Regions from separate parts of the Mus musculus genome. Here region 1 is linked to region 2. The links are chromatin loops, found by intact Hi-C in ENCODE. Cell type or tissue: heart. All regions are shown on one strand. Each heading gives the region's core, and the rest is flanking DNA. Links, peaks and the distances in the headings are about the cores only.

Region 1 (8,716 bases), core at 219-8,218, 300 kb before region 2:
AAGACATATAATCTTTCAGGACCCTGAGTTTTTTGATAGAATAGCTTATGCACTTCTATCAACAGATCTCAATGTTCACTAATAATTTATATTGGTCTATACCATTAATATTCACAAACCAATGGTTACTTGAAATAGAAAGAAATCATGAAAGTCTAGCCACATGTGACACAATAGGAACATAAGAAATTAGAGGCAAATACTCCACAAGTATACCTGAAAAGCCCAATAAATAACTAGAACTAATGGAGCATGTGAAATGGTTATACACCCAAAATATCACCACCTAGCCAGATATGCCTCTCAGTATCCTGAAACAAGCAAAATTTCTAAATCTCAACTATACTGTATGTAACTCAGATTCCTTCATCTTCACTGATAACCCATTAAGTAATAATATATACCTTATAGGTTTAGAAGGGTCAACTAATTATACATTGTTTTTCTTAGAAATCTAGGATCTATACATTTAAAAAATCACAGTGAATCACTTATTAATTCTAGTGAGAATAACTTGCATGGCAAATGCCAGGTTTTAAGTAACATGAAGCAAGTAGTCCATGCCTACCTCCTCATGCAGAATCCTCGGGATCAGGCAGAAGGGTCTCATCAAATCACTTCTGGTGATATGGCTATAGGGGTTATTTTGGTATCACAGACTGTTGCTGGAGTTTTGGGCAATTCGTGTCTCCTCTACAATTATATAGTGCTTTACTTCAAATCATACAAATTAAAGCACATGGACTGGATTTTGATGCACTTGATTGTGTCCAACTTCTTAACTCTCCTATGTAAAGGTGTTCCACAAGCAATGGCAGCTTTTGGTTTTCAATGTTTCTTCAATGATTTTGAGTGCAAACTACTTTCCTACCTTCATAGGGTGGGAAGAGGCGTGTCATTCGGCAGTGCATGCTTATTGAGTGTCTTCCAGGTCATCACTATCAGCCCAGAGGATGCCATTTGGACAATCTTAAAAAAAAAAGCACCCAAGTGCATCAGCTCTTCCCTATACTTGACTTGGATTCTATCTCTCCTTTTTAGCATTGTTTCCCTTAAGTATATGTCTGCAAAATTGTGCAATGTTAACAACACAAATCTCAAGGACTTGGGTTACTGTTCTTCTCTTTCTTTTGACAAAACTGCTGAAGTACTGCATGCAGCACACGTGATTATCCCTGGTGCTGTGTGCATGTTTTTCATGCTGTGCTCCAGTGGTTCCATGGTTCTCATTTTGCACAGGCACAGGCAGAGGATGGAACATATGATTAGGAGCAATATTTTCCCTAGATCCAGCCATGAGTCCAGAGCAACACAAACCATTCTTCTCCTAGTGAGTACCTTTGTATGTTTCTATACACTCTCCACACTTTTAACTATTTGTTTAAACTTTTTAGTTAATCTTACCTGGCATCTAGTGAGTATCCATGCAATATTCTCAATGTGTTTTGCTTCTGTAAGCCCCTACTTGCTCATGAGACATGGTTCCAGCACATCCATCCATTGCTTTGCTTGGGTAAACTATCAAAAATCCTAAAGGTCATCCTATGTATTCCAAACACTTATGGAATTCTGACATTAATTATCATGCTCAGAGAAATGTTTGTATTCAATAGGAATATTATTATATTTTGTATAACAATATTTAGTGCTAAAGGTATGTGTATGTTTTTGCTTGTTTTTTTTCATATAAGAACAAGTCAGCACATATTTACTGAAATTGTGTTTACTATCCATCAAGAAATACCACTGGAAGACAGCACAGAACATATCAATCACAAGGTATAGAAGGATGCAAATAATTGTGAATTTTAGAAACTGAAATAATGATAACTACAACAATAACAAATTGCTTTCAAACAAAATGCATTTCATATTGGCTTTTCTTTCTGGGGCATGAGTGAAAATGAAAATAAACTGAAATTCTTTCATTGCTCTCCCTATGTTTCATATTAGTGGTGTTAGTTAAAATAACCTTGTAACTAATGCCCACAATATTTCACTTGAGTCCATGCAATATGATTTTGTCTTGCTGGAAATTGGGTGGAAATATGGAGGGTGCTCATCACCATGTGATATATGCTTTATGCCATCCATACAACTTTTTTGTTTGTTTGTTTGTTTGTTTGTTTGTTTGTTTGTTTTTGAGACAGGGTTTCTTTGTGTAGCCCTGGCTGTCCTGAAACTCACTCTATAGACTAGGTTGGTCTCTGCCTCCCAATTGCTGGGATTAAAGGTGTGCACCACCACTGTCCAGCACAACTTTTTTCTATATGTGGATTTTCACTACTTTTAATTGCTTACATAGTGATGTACACATAATTGGAATTTAAATTAAATGCATACTACGGTTGAAAACAGTCAAAATCTAAAATAATTGAATGAGTATCAAAAATGTTAAATTAGGACATGACAAGCTTGAATTCCTTTCCTAGATTAAATTTTCAGTTATTAGTTTGTATCTCTGAAGCATTCATGAATGTCAGTTTTCTTGTTGTTAAGAACATTTCCCAGTAAAAGTACACTGTGCATGGAACTTCAACCTTGGAAATGACTATTCCATTTTCCATCATGCTTTTCCTTGGTTAGAATCAAGATCTCACAGGTGGAGTTGTTACCTGTACTGTGGCTGCAAAGAACTGGGTCTGACAACAACCAAACAAGCATCAGGAAGGAATTTCAGGGATTTTACCTCTCAATACAACTTTCAGCCAAGGATTAATTGTGGCTGTTTGCTACTGATTGTCTTCATAGTACAGTAGATTCCTCTAAATTGAAACATTCTCTCAGGAAGAAGTATGGGGGAGATGAGGTCCCTGGAATCAGGAAGAAGACAATTTTTCCTTGTCTGTGAAAGAAGAAACTTGCAAGGATCGCAAGATCCTCTCTTCAGTGCTATTAAACAATAAGTCAACTGTTGTGGGTGGTGGCTTCTGTTTCTTTCTGCCTAGAGGAAATTGGTAGACAGGTGAGAATTCTAAAAAGCCATAAAAAAGCTTCAGCATGGCCTTTTCAATCTCTGTGTTTCTGTTAGTGATGTAGTTGCTTTTCTTCTCTTCCTGTTACTGTTGTGATGGCTAACAGAATACTTAAAGTTTAAACTTACTTTATGAGAAGCCACAAGGTAAAAACGCTTCCATCATGAAAGTTCCTAGCTTATACAAGGTATAACCTGGCAGCCGATTCCATTTTGTCTCAGACACTGAAGACTATTCGAAAAAATTGTCTGCTATGCTTTTTATTAATTATTTTATTTATTTATATCCCAAATGCTGTATCCTCTCACAAAGTTCGTCTTCCCATCCTCCATCCTCTTTGCCTCTGAGACGGTACCCAACCCTGGTATCCCCCTACCCTAGTTTATCAAGTCTTTACAGGATTAGGTGTATACTCTAGCACTGAGACAAGGCAAGGCAGACCTCTGCAACATATGTACCAGGGTCTATGGTCCAGCCCATGTATGCTCTTGAAAGAAAGATGAAATTTCAAGACCTGTAAGTCATATAAAGTACTCAGAAATTGTGGAAAGCCGCAATATACATGCCGTCACTAGATGGTGCTAAACCTCCATCGTGCCAAACCGATCTCTCAGTTTAGATTGAGCTCATGGTGCACAGCTGCAAGAGCAAAAGCCCGCCTAAAGTCACCAGCCCATTTCCGGGGCACCTGTCCATCTCCCTGGGCACTAGCCCAACCCCTGGGGGCTTTAGCCTATCCCCAGGGGGCATGAGTATCGTGGGTGTAGCTACCGGTCCTAGTTTAGACTCGTCACACCTTAAGGGTATTTAAGCCACACACTTTCTGAGCCTTCTTTGTCTACCTCAATATTTTATGAAGTAAGTTAACCACGGAAGAATCTGGCGTGTCCTGTGTTTATTTCCTGCGGGACGGGGATAAGCTCAGGATAAGAAATTGCTGATTGTTTGTGAGCCTAGAGGCTGCCTGGGGCTGAGAACAAAGAAGAACAAACCCAGGCATGCCCCCATCATTAAAGCATTCCTGGGAACAGCTTGGCCATAAAGATAAAGAGGAATGTCAGGACATAACAGGGCTATCTGAACTGAGTCAACAACCATCTGGCCCGGCACCTCCCTCTGCCCATTGCCCGTTGGCACAGTTTAAAGTCATAAATTAACCAGATACTCTGCTAGCATTAAAAAAAAAAATCCAAATCACAGAACTCTGACACCCTGGCCTGCACGTATTCTTTTGCTGACATGTAATTTTTCTGCTGATGTTTGAATAAGCCAATAGTGTGTCACTATGCTGAATTCCCCACCTCTAAGCCTTTTACCTCATAAAAACTCCTAGCTTTCGAGCCTCAGGGTCAAATCCTCTGTCTCGTGCTTGAGATACTTTTTGACCCGGATCTCTGCCATTAAACTGCCTCGTGTGTTTGCAGAAAGAAGGATTGTCATGTTTCTTTGGGTGTGCTCTCTCTCCTGAGACTAGAGTGGGGGTCCCCGAAAGGAGGTCTTACACTCTTAGGTTGGTGACTTAGTCTCTGGGACTTCCCACAGGTCCAGGTTAGTTTACACTGTTGGTCTTCCTGTGGAGTTGGATCCCCTTCCGTTCCTTCAATCCTTCCATCTGGGTTCCTGATCTCAGGCCAATGCTTGGCTATGAGTATCTGCATCTGTCTCAGTCAGAAGCTGTTTGAGTCTCTCAGGGGACAGCCATGTTACGTTCCTCTGTACAAGCACAATACCGCATCAGTAATAGTGTTAGAGATTATTGCTTGCCCATGAGATGGATCCCAAATTAGGCCTGTCACTGGTCAGCCATTCCATCAGTCTCTGCTTCACTTTTGTCCCTGCAATTCTTTTAGACAGGAACAATTTGGGGTTGGCAATTTTGTTGTTCTACAAAAGAATGGGTCACAAGGATAACTGCTATTTCTGCTTTTGTAATCAAGGTTGCTTACTCTACTAAAGTGTAGCCATATGTTTTTTTTCCCATGTAAGCCCTGGATTGCTATGGCATTTAAAGCTGGGTCTTGGCTTGTTCTGAGAATTAGGCCCTACACCAGGAAACATAAATTTTCACTAGTTTCATTTTGGTGTCAGAGTACAGCTACAACAGTTTTCTATTTTGTGGGATAATTTTAGAAGGGCTGTTTGTTCTTCTTTCTCAGACATGGTGAGTCCCTTTTAGTCTGAAGAAATTAAATAGTGACACTGTTTCTGAAGAAACATGAGCAAATATCTATTTACCCCGGAGAGGAAACAAATTTCAGAACAAAGTTTTAGAATTGTGTTTAGACTATTTTGTGATAGGCTCTTCCTGGGGAACTTAAATACACATAGAAAGCAAACCCACAAAAATCCTTGTATCTTGGAAAACAAATTGATTTTTTTTTAGGACCACTAAAAGAAGTATGGAAAAGGGATTGCTTACAGTGTTGTGGTCTGGAGTCATTCAGTGTTTCACCAATATGACAACAAAAAGCTTTAGAATCCTTCTAAGTCTATGATCACCTTCCTCATGATGGAATGGATATTTCAATTCAGAGGAAACAGTAAAAAACTCATTTCCTTTTTTCTAGCTCTTATTGTATTTCTCCCTTTCTTATTCAGTATAGCAGCAATTTGGAGGAGTGATGTGTGTGAATATATATATATATATATATATATATATATATATATATATACACACATATACACATACACACACACACACACATACTTGTATGTGTGTTTCTGAAGGTCATACAGGAGGAACAACAAACACCTTTAAAACTCAAGGAATATGGCACATTAGTTAGCACAACTAAGATAGGTATGCCTCAGAGGCACATTCTTGAGTACTATGTATCCAGTGGCCTTTGTGTTCTGGAGTTTTTCTCTGCTTGTTTCTTTCACATCCAACTTAATGTAAGAATTATACAAAATCTGTAAGTGGTCTCCATCCCTTCACTGAACATTATCATTGGCAATTACAATAATGATACTTGAAAATTTTCAAGCATTGCTGCAGGAGCAAATTAATGACTCAATCACCACCCCTGTAAAGAACATAGACATGTAGATTGTTAGTAATGGCCATCTCACTTAGTATGCATTTGGAAAGATAAAATTGTTAGTGAAGTTAGTTAGGGTGTTTTTGCTAGTGACTGTGAAATAGAAAATCTTAGGGAGAAATTTGAAGTTCAAAAATGCACACTCTCTTTTTAAAAAAAACTTTTTATTGAAGATTTTATTTATTTATATTTCAAATGTTATCCCCTTTCCTGATTTCCCCGCTGCAAATTCTCCATCCCATCCCTCTCCCCCTGCTTTTATGAGGGTGATCCCACCCACCCACTCACCCACTCCAACCTCACCGCCCTAGTGGTACCTTACACTGGGGCACAAGCCTTTACAGGGCCGAGGACATCCCTTCCCATTGATGCTAGATAAGGCCATCCTCTGCTACATTAGCAACTGGAGCCATGGTCCCTCCATGTGTAGTCTTTGGTGGTTTAGTCCATGGGAACTGTGGGGAAGTCTGTTTGGTTGATATTGTTTTTCTTCCTATGGGGTTGTAAACCCCTTCAGCTTCTTTAGTCCTTCACCTATCTCCCTCATTGTGGTCCCCGTGCTCAGTCCAAGGCTGCAAGCATCCTCATCTGTCTGTAAAGGCTCTGGCAGAGTCTCTCCGGGACATCGATATCAGGCTCCTGTCAGCAAGCACTTGGCATCAGCAATAGTGTCTGGGTCTGATGTCTGCATATGTGATAGATTCCCAAGTGGGGCAGTTTCTGGATGGCCTTTCCTTCAGTCACTGCTCCACTCTTTGTCCCTGTATTTCTTTTAGACGGTAGCAGTTCTGGGTCAAAGTTTTGGAGGTGGGTAGGTGGCCCCATTCCTCAACCTGGAGGCCATGCTGCACCACTGGATGTTGGCAGCGATCCTGTTTGAATATTAGCTGACTTGTCAGCCATAAGTGCTTACTTACAAAGTCTTGGCCTCTGTGGGAAAGTACTAGTCCACCTGAGTACAAATAGACACAGATCTGGAAGTCAGCAGAGAAAAAAATAGCTATCAATCTTGTAGATAGATGCGTAATAACCCTTTCTGCTCTGATCTTCCTGCTGAACTATTTACCCAGTCACTATTCTGTTCCTGGGAATAGGTGCATTACCCAGAGACAAAGCAACCCCCCTACATTCCCCTCCTGTTCCTATGAGTATATAACCTGTGTGGGAAAAATAAAAATTTGTCAGCTTGAACAGAAACTAGTCTTGCTGTCTGTTCTTTGTGTTTCTTTGTGCCCCATTCTCTTCCAGGTGGCCCCTCAAGTCCCTGTTCGACTGTCCTGCTGGTCTGGACAACTGGATATGGTCTCTACAGGTTCTCCCTCCTCTTCATTGGGTATTTCAGCTAATGCCATCACTGTTGGGTCCTGGGAGCCTCTTTCTTTTCTGGTGTCTATGACTTTCTGGTGGCTACCCCAGTTCCCCATCCCCCATTGCTACACACCTCTGTTCAATTTCCTGTGCATTCACAGAGAGCCTCTGTGCATTCCCCCATCCCCTCTTATACCTGATTAGACATCCTTTTCCCCATTTCCCTCTATTTCTCATAAGTCCCTCCCACCCTCTACTTCCGTAATTATTTTGTTCCCTCTTCTAAATAGGACTGAAGCATCCACACATACTCTTAATAGTTGACCTAGAGACATTTTGAGGTCAGGGAACAAAACTATTGGAAGACTAACTAGCACTGGCTAATGTGAATTTTACTGAGACAGGCCTGTCAACTTAGGTGGTAATTAATGTCTTGATACATTTTTGCCTCAGCTTCCTTGTGTGATATATTAAAAGTCGATGATGAGTAGATGTGCATTCTTATGACTTAAAGAAGAAATGACTATTTTTTTATATAAAAGTTTAGATTTGTGATTCATTTAAGATTTTTATAAATCACTTTATAAGTTAAAATTACATAATTGATTCTTTCTTTGTAACTGTAATTTCCTATCTGCTGGCAACAGAAATTGGCAACTGAAAAAGTTACTTTGATTGCTTACACTGTTAGCCTATAACAAGTTATTTAGATATGAATGTACTTGGAGTCTTGAGAAAAATTTGTTTTCTTTACTTCTGCTATGTAATGTGAAAGTATTAGGGAACATACTGTTTTTCACACTTATTCCCTAGAGGAAAAATAAAATGGGCATTTTAATGTACAAAATATATATCACATTGTAATTCTATACTGCTTGCCAGATTTTACTGGTACATATAAGCTGTAGGAAAGAAAAAGCAGTGGCTCGAGCCTACTCGTTGGAGTTTGCTCTATCCACTCATGATGTGAATGTGTATTTGTATGTATGTATGTATGTATGTATGTATGTATGTATGTTTGTATGTGTCTTAGTCAGGGTTTCTATTACTACACAAACATCATGACCAAGAAGCAAGTTGGGGAGGAAAGGGTTTATTTGGCTTACACTTCCATGCTGCTGTTCATCACCAAAGGAAGTCAGGACTGGAACTCAAGCAGGTCAGAAAGCAGGAGCTGATGCAAAGGTCATGGAGGGATGATCTTTACTGGCTTGCCTCCCCTGGCTTGGTCAGCCTGCTCTCTTATAGAACCCAAGACTACCAGCCCAGGGATGGTCCCACCCACAAGGGGCCTTTTCCCCTTGATCACTAATTGAGAAAATGCCTTACAGTTGGATCTCATGGAGGCATTTCGTCAACTGAAGCTCCTTTCTCTGTGATAACTCCAGCTGT
Region 2 (8,716 bases), core at 553-8,552:
TTTGCATGCATGTCTTCATATTACATCCTTCATTTTCTTTCTAGTGGAGAATACACCAACACCCTTCTGGAAAATAATCTCAAGAATTATTGTACAGAGTAAGCTTGAGAATAACCATATAAGAAAAATAAAGATATCTGGCAATATATGTAATTCAGACAGTGTAGGAAAGAAATAAGCAATCGCTACACCTGACAGCCCTCCCTCAAATAATCTAGGCTCTGTATTCTAAAGTCTCTGATATCTGAAAAATACTTGCTTTGCTTCCATTACTTTTCAATAATATAGTGTGTTTTTTAAAGAAAAAACAAAACAAAACAAAACAAAACATCCAGGTGTGGTGGCACACGCCTTTAATCCCAGCACTTGGGAGGCAGAGGCAGGTGGATTTCTGAGTTCAAGGCCAGCCTGGTCTACAGAGTGAGTTCCAGGAAAGCCAGGGCTATACAGAGAAACCCTGTCTCAAAAAACCAAAAACCAAACCAAACCAAAGCAAAACAAAAACAAAAACAAAACAATAAAAAAAAAACCAAACAGACAAATGTGTTGATGCTTTTAAGTAAGTAGTAGAAAGATTTAGATTTCTTGAACAGTAATTTTTTTTTAATTTTTTTTTTTTTGGTTTTTCCAGACAGGGTTTCTCTGTGTAGCCCTGGCTATCCTGGAACTCACTTTGTAGACCAGGCTGGCCTTGAACTCAGAGATCCACCTGCCTCTGCCTCCCGAGTGCTGGGATTAAAGGCGTGCGCCACCACGCCCGGCTCGGACAGTAATCTTTGTTACTGTGTATTATTGAGTACAAACACTGTGAACCTGGGATTTCATTAAATTTGTCACCAGTTTCTGAATAGAAACATGTATTCTAAGTACAATCAGCCATTTGAGCTCCACCCCAAAACCAGTTACTAACTCCTCAATTATTTGGTCCATCTTGAGCCAGTATACATTTTCTATAATGATGAGATATCTATTGTAAATCACAGACCCTTGAAGGCTGTCAGGCCATTGTTGTGGGAATACATAAAATTACAGTAAAAGAAACACATCTAAGTAGTTGCTGGTTGACTTATTGTAAGAAAGAGCTTATGGAGACAACCATTTATCAAATGTTTAATTTTGGAACAAACCCTATTAATCTGATTTGTTTTTAAAGGACTGTACATGGGATACTGTCCCTCAACATGTGAACACCGAAAAGGAGTCTTGTCAGTGTAGTGAGCTTGGTGAAATGCTTCATGAACCCCCAAACTGTGTACTTTATAAAAGAAGTGACACTACAGAAACCTCCAATAACTACAGATGCTGTAGTGACAAGGAAGCCTCTGTTGACTCATCAAACCCACATAGACATAAAAGCAGGCACACTGGAGAAGAACCTTCTGAATCTAAAGACTGTGAGAAATCCTTAACTTTGTCTTCCAACATTCCTCAAGATCAGAGATGCTACCCTGAAGAGAAAGAGCACAGGTAAAGAGAGTGTGATGGTGACTTCATCTCTACATACAGTCTCATGCAACAAACAATCTTCATTGGAGAGACACCACATCAGAGTGGAAAATGCAGGAAATGCTTCAGTAACCCCTCAAGCCTCGCTGTCCATCAGAGAATTCATACTGGACAGAAAACCTTCAAGTGCAATGTTTGTGACAAATCCTCGATTTCTCTGCTGAGTCAGGGTAGCACCAGAGTTAGCCATGTGAAGAAAGACCAGGTGTTTGTTTTGGGGGAACCTCTGATACAGAGGCTACCACCCACAAACACACTTTTGGTTTGATCCCAGACTATCAATTGGGAAGGCAATTCTAGAGTGTTGGGATCTCTGGCAAACGCTGGGAAGATGGGTGCCATGGAATCTAAAACAAAAATTTGTTCAAATTTGTCTGAACTCCCTGTGTTCTCCCAGGGAGAGCTGGGTTCCCTACTCTCCCTTCACTGCACTGACCATAGGGCTCCACGTGCCTCCCTATCCTTACCCTCCCTCCCCCTTCACCTCCCTCCTGTTGCAGCAGCAATGGTGGTTACCATAGTGATGGTGAAGGATCAGGCTGCTCATTTTAAATTACCCCCTTAAACCAGCAGGAGTAAAGTTTGCATGCTGGGTAAGAAGCACTTGACTTTGGGACAGATAATAAGGGTCGAATTATGGCTTCACCACCATCTTTCTTAAGAACAACAACACAGGACTTGAGTAGACCAGGAAAGTCTCCAAAAGATACTTTTCATTTGAGGTAATGTTTTTGTTTCTAGTGAAAGGCCAAACCTACTCTATCTTGGGACCGGCCTCCAACATAAAGATAAAAAAGCCTGAGAACTTGACCTGCAGCAGAACCCAAGCTGCATCCAAGTACCAGGAAGGACCCCATGGTTTGTCCTTGGCCAGAGTTACTTTCTAGCAACAGTTAATCAAAGATTAGTCTGATTTTTTCAGACGTACTTTCAGACCCTTTGGGATTGTTCATGATCTTGCTTCAGAGCACCCACCTGTCAGCTTACAATAGACATTCAGTTAGATATTTGTTAGGCTGGACGCCCCCTCACTTACTCCCATTCCTTATAAAACCTTGTCCTGCTGAGGGTTTGAGTCTGCTCTGGCCGGGTGTGGTGGCGCACGCTGCTCTGCCTTCCTTTCTGGTCCTGCTTTGTCAGGGTTGGGTTGGAGGAGAGCCCAAATCCAAACTTGAAATAAAGAGACCCAACAGAAACAGCTCCTTGGTGGCCATTTGGGGTTCATGAACTCTTCCTGGCACAACATTTTGGTGCATTGGCCTGGAACTCCAAGGCCACCAGGACCCAACCCTGGAGAATCTCGGCACTGGTTATCTCTGAGTCTGTGAGTCTATCCATGTGTGCTTGTGTGATACTGTAATAATCCTGTTCTGAATAATTCTGTAATTCTGTTCTGAAGAGGCCTAAAAAGCTGTATTACCTGGCAAGAAACAGCAAAAGAGGATGTAGAATCCGGCTGCGGTGGTCACCCTGGTACATCCTAGCCAAGGGGGCTTAGGCGTCGTTCCAAAGATTCTGGGGTACAGAGTGCCCCTGGTGTTAATGTCAGTGAAGGACAGAGCGGAAGTGTCCTGTTTGTTTTAGCTGCTGTATAGTTGTCTGTTCTGTGTGTGTCACTTTAAGGAATGTTGAGGGACTGACGCTGTAGCGATTTGAAGACCCACCCAGCCTCTCGGCTTAACTCTTTCTTTTCCAGACCGATTCGCTACTTTAGGGAGCCTGAGAGTCCCGGGCCTAGGTGCTGGTGTCCCGCAGCTGCGGCGGGAAGTCGCGCGGGGCTGAGCCCACCTCGGGCGGAAGGCCGTGGGGCCTCGCCGGGGCGGGGGCCCAGTCACTCCGCTGGGGAGCCTACCGGCCACCGCGGCGCCCTGGGCAGCGGGGAAAACCTGGGACCCGAGTGGCACCGCTCCGCTTTGCGCAGGCAGAGGAGAGGAGCCCAGTTACTCGGCGCCAGCCAACAAGATGCTGTGGTGCGCCCGGGCTCCTCGGGGATTCAAACCCCAGTGTGGGGCTCTCCCTGCAGGCGGCGGGGCACAAAGAATCTGACCCGACCCCTCGATTAGCCGCGGCTCACCCAGGCGCGTTTCTCTCCCCTTCCGCCGAGCGGCGCACACAAGGGTCCACGGCCCCTAGAATGGTCTAAGACTCCCGCGGCCCTAACCTAGATCTCCATAAGTGAGGACATGAGTTCCCAAAGAGCAGAGCTTCAAGCTTGGACAAAAGCAGGAGAGGCCGATGTCTCCCTTTACCAGATCGTAGAATGGCCTCCTGGTCACTCATTTTGCTCAGTAAATGGCTACCCTTCCTGCCAGAAGTGCTCGCTCCCGATCTGAACTGATGTAGTCTAAGTTGTAAAGAGAGTGGACACCATCCTGCCACACTCAGCCCACTGAGAAGAACAACCACCGGGGCAGTCACCTTCCCAGAGCTACAATAAGACAATATACTATGTTAAGATGGCAGGCAACCCAGGAGGGCTTCAGACTAAATTTTTCCAGCCTCTGCCTCTCCATGCCCTCTGCCCAAAGATTAAAATAAAGATAAGATTGGCCTTCAGAGCCTGAGTCTTTCATCCTGTCCTTGTGTCTTTCCTTGTTGATAAGGTCCTGATAGTTACCCAAGGTAAAGGCACAATTTACTTGATAGAAATGAGTTAACAAGTGGATCTTCTATCTACTGACACTGAAGACATCTATTGTACTAGAGAGGATATTCTAGTTGAGGTGTATGAGTTTTCAGGCACATATAACATACCAAATATAAATGACATGAAACAAATATTATAAACAAGACTAAGAGGAGCAATATGACTGAATCAATTATAAAATGACATCTTCAAAACAAAGCCCAGGACCAAATTGACAGAATTCTATCAGGACTTTGAAGAGCAGCAAATAGACTAATATTTAATACTTCTTGACACACACAAAAATATCAAGACTTCCTGACTCTATTATCTGATACTAAGCCAGATAATGAATAAACCTGACATGTTGGAGCATGCCTTTAATCCTAGCATTCCAGAGTCAGGAACTGCTGATCTCAGTGAATTCAAGGCCATCTTGGCCCTCAAAACTGAAAAAAAAAAAAAAAAAAAAAATCCATCAGATACTGTTAGAACTAAGAAGAAATTACACACTGATTTTTTTTTAATTGATCTAGGTATGTTATCACGGGCCTTTAAGCACAGGTTCACACAGAGAAACCTTGTCTACCATGAATGAATGCCCCGATTTTTTTATTATTAGTTATTTCACACATACACACACACAAAGATAAAATGCATGTATATCACAGCATTGTGTGTTTCTGTGCCCACTTCAAATACTGCCCATTCTCACTCCTACCTCTCTGCTATCCTGGTCCACAGTTCCAACAGTCACTTTGTTCATGTCTATTCATATTGCCTGGCACCCACTAAGATGAACCAGAGCCATTTGTGAGACTGTGGGTTTGAAGCTATGTTCAGGAGCCTGATGTGCTCAGCACAGGATGACAACTAAAGCCAGTGATTCTTCTTCTACAGTCTATCCATTGCCAATGCCTGAGAGGTAAAGCCTTTTCCCTTTCCTAGATTGACCGTGGTCTTGTGTGGGGCCAGTGCAGGCAAGGACAGCTGCTCTTGGTTACTGATTGCAGTAGTTGTATGGAGTCTAGAGAACTCTAGACTTGGAATTCTTAGCCTTTCCCCCTCTCTCCCTTCTTATTTCCTAACCATCTCTTCTTCCTCCATGCTTCTCAGAGCTAGACATTGGATTGTAAAACTGACTTTTCTAGGGTTGGGACCACAAACCTTACTTATTTTCTGCATCTGGGACGTGCAAGATTCTCTGCGTACACCACTGTACTAGAGAGAGAGAGAGAGAGAGAGAGAGAGAGAGAGAGAGAGAGAGAGAGAGAGTTAGTTCTAGGTTTTATCTCAAAGCACTTTTGGAATCATGAAGACAAACTTGTTTCTGCTTTACTAAAATGACATGTCCGCCATCTAGTGGTGAAAGAAGTTCAATGAAGTATGAATTCAGTCCTGACTGTTGAGGTCTGTCCCTGTAACATAGCTGTAGCCATTTTGTTCCATGCCTGCCAGCTATTTCACATTGTTTCTGTAATATGCCAGTTAGTCATTGACACAGAAAAATAATTTGACTCAGAGCAGGGTCGTGTTCCACATACCCTGTTATCTTCTGTGTGTTCTGAAGTTGGTTAATCTTAAGAACTTTGAAAATTATATGCTCCACTTAGGACCAATCAGAATAAAGGTCAGATAGAACTGCTCTGTCTGGCTAGCAAAAATAGCTTGGGTCAGAGAAAACCACAGGTCAGCACTTCCTGCACCTGCATATGAGCGCATTGTGATTTTTTTCATTCTTAAACCAGTCCTGAGAAGTGTTTGTGGTTGTAGCTCAGCCCCCAAATTCTGATCAGTCTTAGGGTATGCATCCAATTATCTGTCCTTGTCTGACTGAGATCAGGGTTTGTGTGGCATGTAGGGCTACTGCTGGACCCCAACACTGACCACTGAGTTCTTGAGACAACCTCCCCCCTCCCCCAAATCCACGTTCCTGAAAAGTCTCTCTCCAAATCAAAATTGAAGTATTTGGTTTTGGTTTCTCATGTTTGTGTTTTGGGGATGGGACTCTGGCATCCGAATTTAGCCTGTTGTTTGGTATGCAGTATGTGGTGGAGAGGATGATAGTGAGATGGGGATCTTAGGTTGTCTGTTTTGCATCTGAAAGATTCAGAATTCACTATGGGGATCAGATATCGGGGTGCAGGGTCCTACCAGATATAGTTCTGGTCTAGACTGGCTGCAAGAGTGTGGGGAGACTGTGCAGAGCAACCTGAAGGGAAGAGCTGTGGCAGAAAGAAGCCTGAGACAGAGTGGGAGGGGCCGGTCTCCGCTGGGCGGGCCCACTCGCCCAGAAATAGAGGATGGAAGATGTGGTACATTGGCTGGGTGTAGAGGAAGGGTGTAGTGTGGGTGGGATTAGAAGACTGAGGCCAGGGAAGCTAGGAAGCAAGGTGTGTTAGCTTGGGAAGTGGGACTAAAAAGTCAAAGTCTGGAGTGTCAAGAATCCGGTACAAGACTGAGCTGGGGTTGGGGTTGAGGGGTAGAGCGGCTGCACAGTGTGGAATCGCGTGGTGGAGACCTGAGTATGGAGGAAACGGCGGGGCTCGCAGAACCGGAAAACTTACCTATACCGCAGGTACCTTTTGAGCATCCTGGGAGAGTCAGCAGTTTAGCAGCTGGCAGAGGCAGCAGCGGGGGATGGGGGAGAGGAAGTGGGAGTGGGGGTGGGGACAAGGGAGGGAGGCGCTCGAACCTTCCAGGTCCGAGGAGCTGAGGCGGGGCTGGGGAATGGGCAGGAGTGGGAGGGGAGCAGAGCGGGATCAATTTCCCCTCTGATCATAAGGATAACGACTCTCAAAATTGTGCTGTGGATGTCAGACCCTCGTCGATAAATTTTCAGTAATATTAACTGGAATAATACTATTTCTTTTTATTGACCTTCTGGCTGATCTAGTAGAATATTTGAATTTATCAGTTAATATTTGAAAACGCAGCTCTCTTTGCTATGACGGAAAGGACAAAGCTATTGAAATTTACAATCATCCATACTAACTTCCGTATTCTACCACTTCTCTATTTAAGAAAGTGGCATGTGGTGGATTCCCCATGAGCTTTTAGTCACGAAAGGAACTCCTGCAAACTTAAATGAATTTGATTGTACTGTTTGTTGTGAGTTTTACTGGTATGGATGTAAAAATTAAGTTTTAAAAGTAAACTGTCTATCTACTATTAATTTTCCATCGGGAACGTATGCAATCTGTGATGCAAATTGTGAAAAGAGTGGCGCCAGGCTTGGTGACACTCACGTTTTATCTCAGCACTCAGGAGCAAAGGCTATATAGTGAGTTCCAGGACAGCCAGAGCTATATGGTGAGACACTGTCTCAAAAAACAAAACAATAAAAATAATTACAAAAAAAAAAAAAAAAAAGAGGAGGAGAGAATAAATAATGAAGGAAGGAAAGAAGAAAGGAAGAAAGCAAACAATCAAGGAAGGAAAGCCAGCTAAGAAAAAGAAAAAAAAATGTGTCTTCTTGTTGAGGTCTGCCCCATCTCAGAATAGCTGTAGCCATTTTGTTCCATGCATGCCAGCTATTTCAGATTGTTGCTGTAACATGCCTGCCAGTCACTGACACAGAAAAATAACTTGACTCAGAGCAAGGTCATGCTGATCACGTATCCTGTTATGTTCTGTTTGAGGTTTGTTAATCTTAAGAATTTCCACAAAGCCTTACGTAGGACCTATCAAATTAAAGGTCAACATGAACTGTTAGTCTAAAATGGCTTGAGTCAGAGCAGAGCCCTTCCTGCACCTGAATGTGATCTCATTGTGCTTTCTGTTCTTTGGGTTTTTTTCCTCCTTTTATAAGCTTACAGGAAAAGATATTTGTGTAGTTGCTCAGCCCCTGAAGTCTACTACCTGACTTATGAGTCTTAGGTTGTGCCTTCAAAAAACCATCAAGGATCAGATGGCTTACAGAGATCAGGATTTGTTTGTGTGGTTTGTTGGGCAACTCTTGGACCCCAACACTTTTGCTGAGTTTTTTTTTTTTTTAATATTTTTTTATTCTATATATGTGAGTACACTGTTGCAGGCTTCAGACACACCAGAAGAGGCCATTGGATTCCCATTACAGATGGTTGTGAGCCACCATGTGGTTGCTGGAAATTGAACTCAGGACCTCTGGAAGAGCAGTCAGTGCTCTTAACTGCTGAGCCATCTCTCCAACCCCTCTGCTGAATTCTTAATGTTGTAAATTAGAGTCTGGAAATCAGAGTATTCTCTTTGAGGGAATCCGGTCACAGTATTTTCACAGCTAGACAGGGCATTTTATAAACCAGTTTGTGGTGGCATATACCTTTAATCCTAGCACTCCTGAGGCAGAGGCAGGTAGATCTTGGAATTCTTTGCCAGCCTGGTCTACACAGTGAGTTTAAGGATAGCCAGGGCTACACAGAGAAACTCTGTTTGGGGGGAAGGGGGATAAAGAGACAAAAACAAAGTTAAGAGGTATTATAATATAGGATAATATTAGAAACAATCTTGTGAATAATTATGATCATCTACATCAGAAAAAAAAATCTCTGCAATCCTCTTGTTTTTCTTGGTTCAAAAAAAAAAAATTCTGCCCATGGATACATG

What was found. Hi-C counts contacts between places; a loop is a spot of excess contacts. Peaks named below come from ENCODE experiments on the same cell type or tissue, not always from the same donor. Only the 100,000 strongest peaks of a DNase experiment are listed, where the experiment ranks them.
Region 1: a loop joins it to region 2, with 2.6 times the contacts of the local background. A loop is called at or near these places in 4 of 42 quality-filtered maps.

What each region holds. Positions count from the first base shown.
Region 1 is chr17:21,228,282-21,236,997 of GRCm38, forward strand. It overlaps Vmn1r234 (vomeronasal 1 receptor 234), which reads left to right and starts at 545. Exons shown (of 1, transcript NM_134198.2): 1 at 545-1,535. The coding sequence starts at 545. The coding sequence ends at 1,534. In heart, for the core only: a CTCF peak has its summit at 3,534 (motif pointing right); no DNase peak of the experiment used is centred there.
Region 2 is chr17:21,529,124-21,537,839 of GRCm38, forward strand. Zfp52 (zinc finger protein 52) reads left to right here and starts at 6,416. Exons shown (of 5, transcript NM_144515.2): 1 at 6,416-6,710. 9330136K24Rik (RIKEN cDNA 9330136K24 gene) reads right to left here and starts at 6,755. Exons shown (of 3, transcript NR_131123.1): 1 at 6,700-6,755; 2 at 5,305-5,348; 3 at 1-1,448. It also overlaps a transcript of Zfp53 not described here. In heart, for the core only: CTCF peaks have their summits at 3,003, 3,609 and 5,506 (motif pointing left); DNase peaks (open chromatin) are centred at 2,708, 3,408, 6,418, 6,718 and 2 weaker places; H3K4me3 peaks cover 3,289 bases; H3K27ac peaks cover 3,509 bases.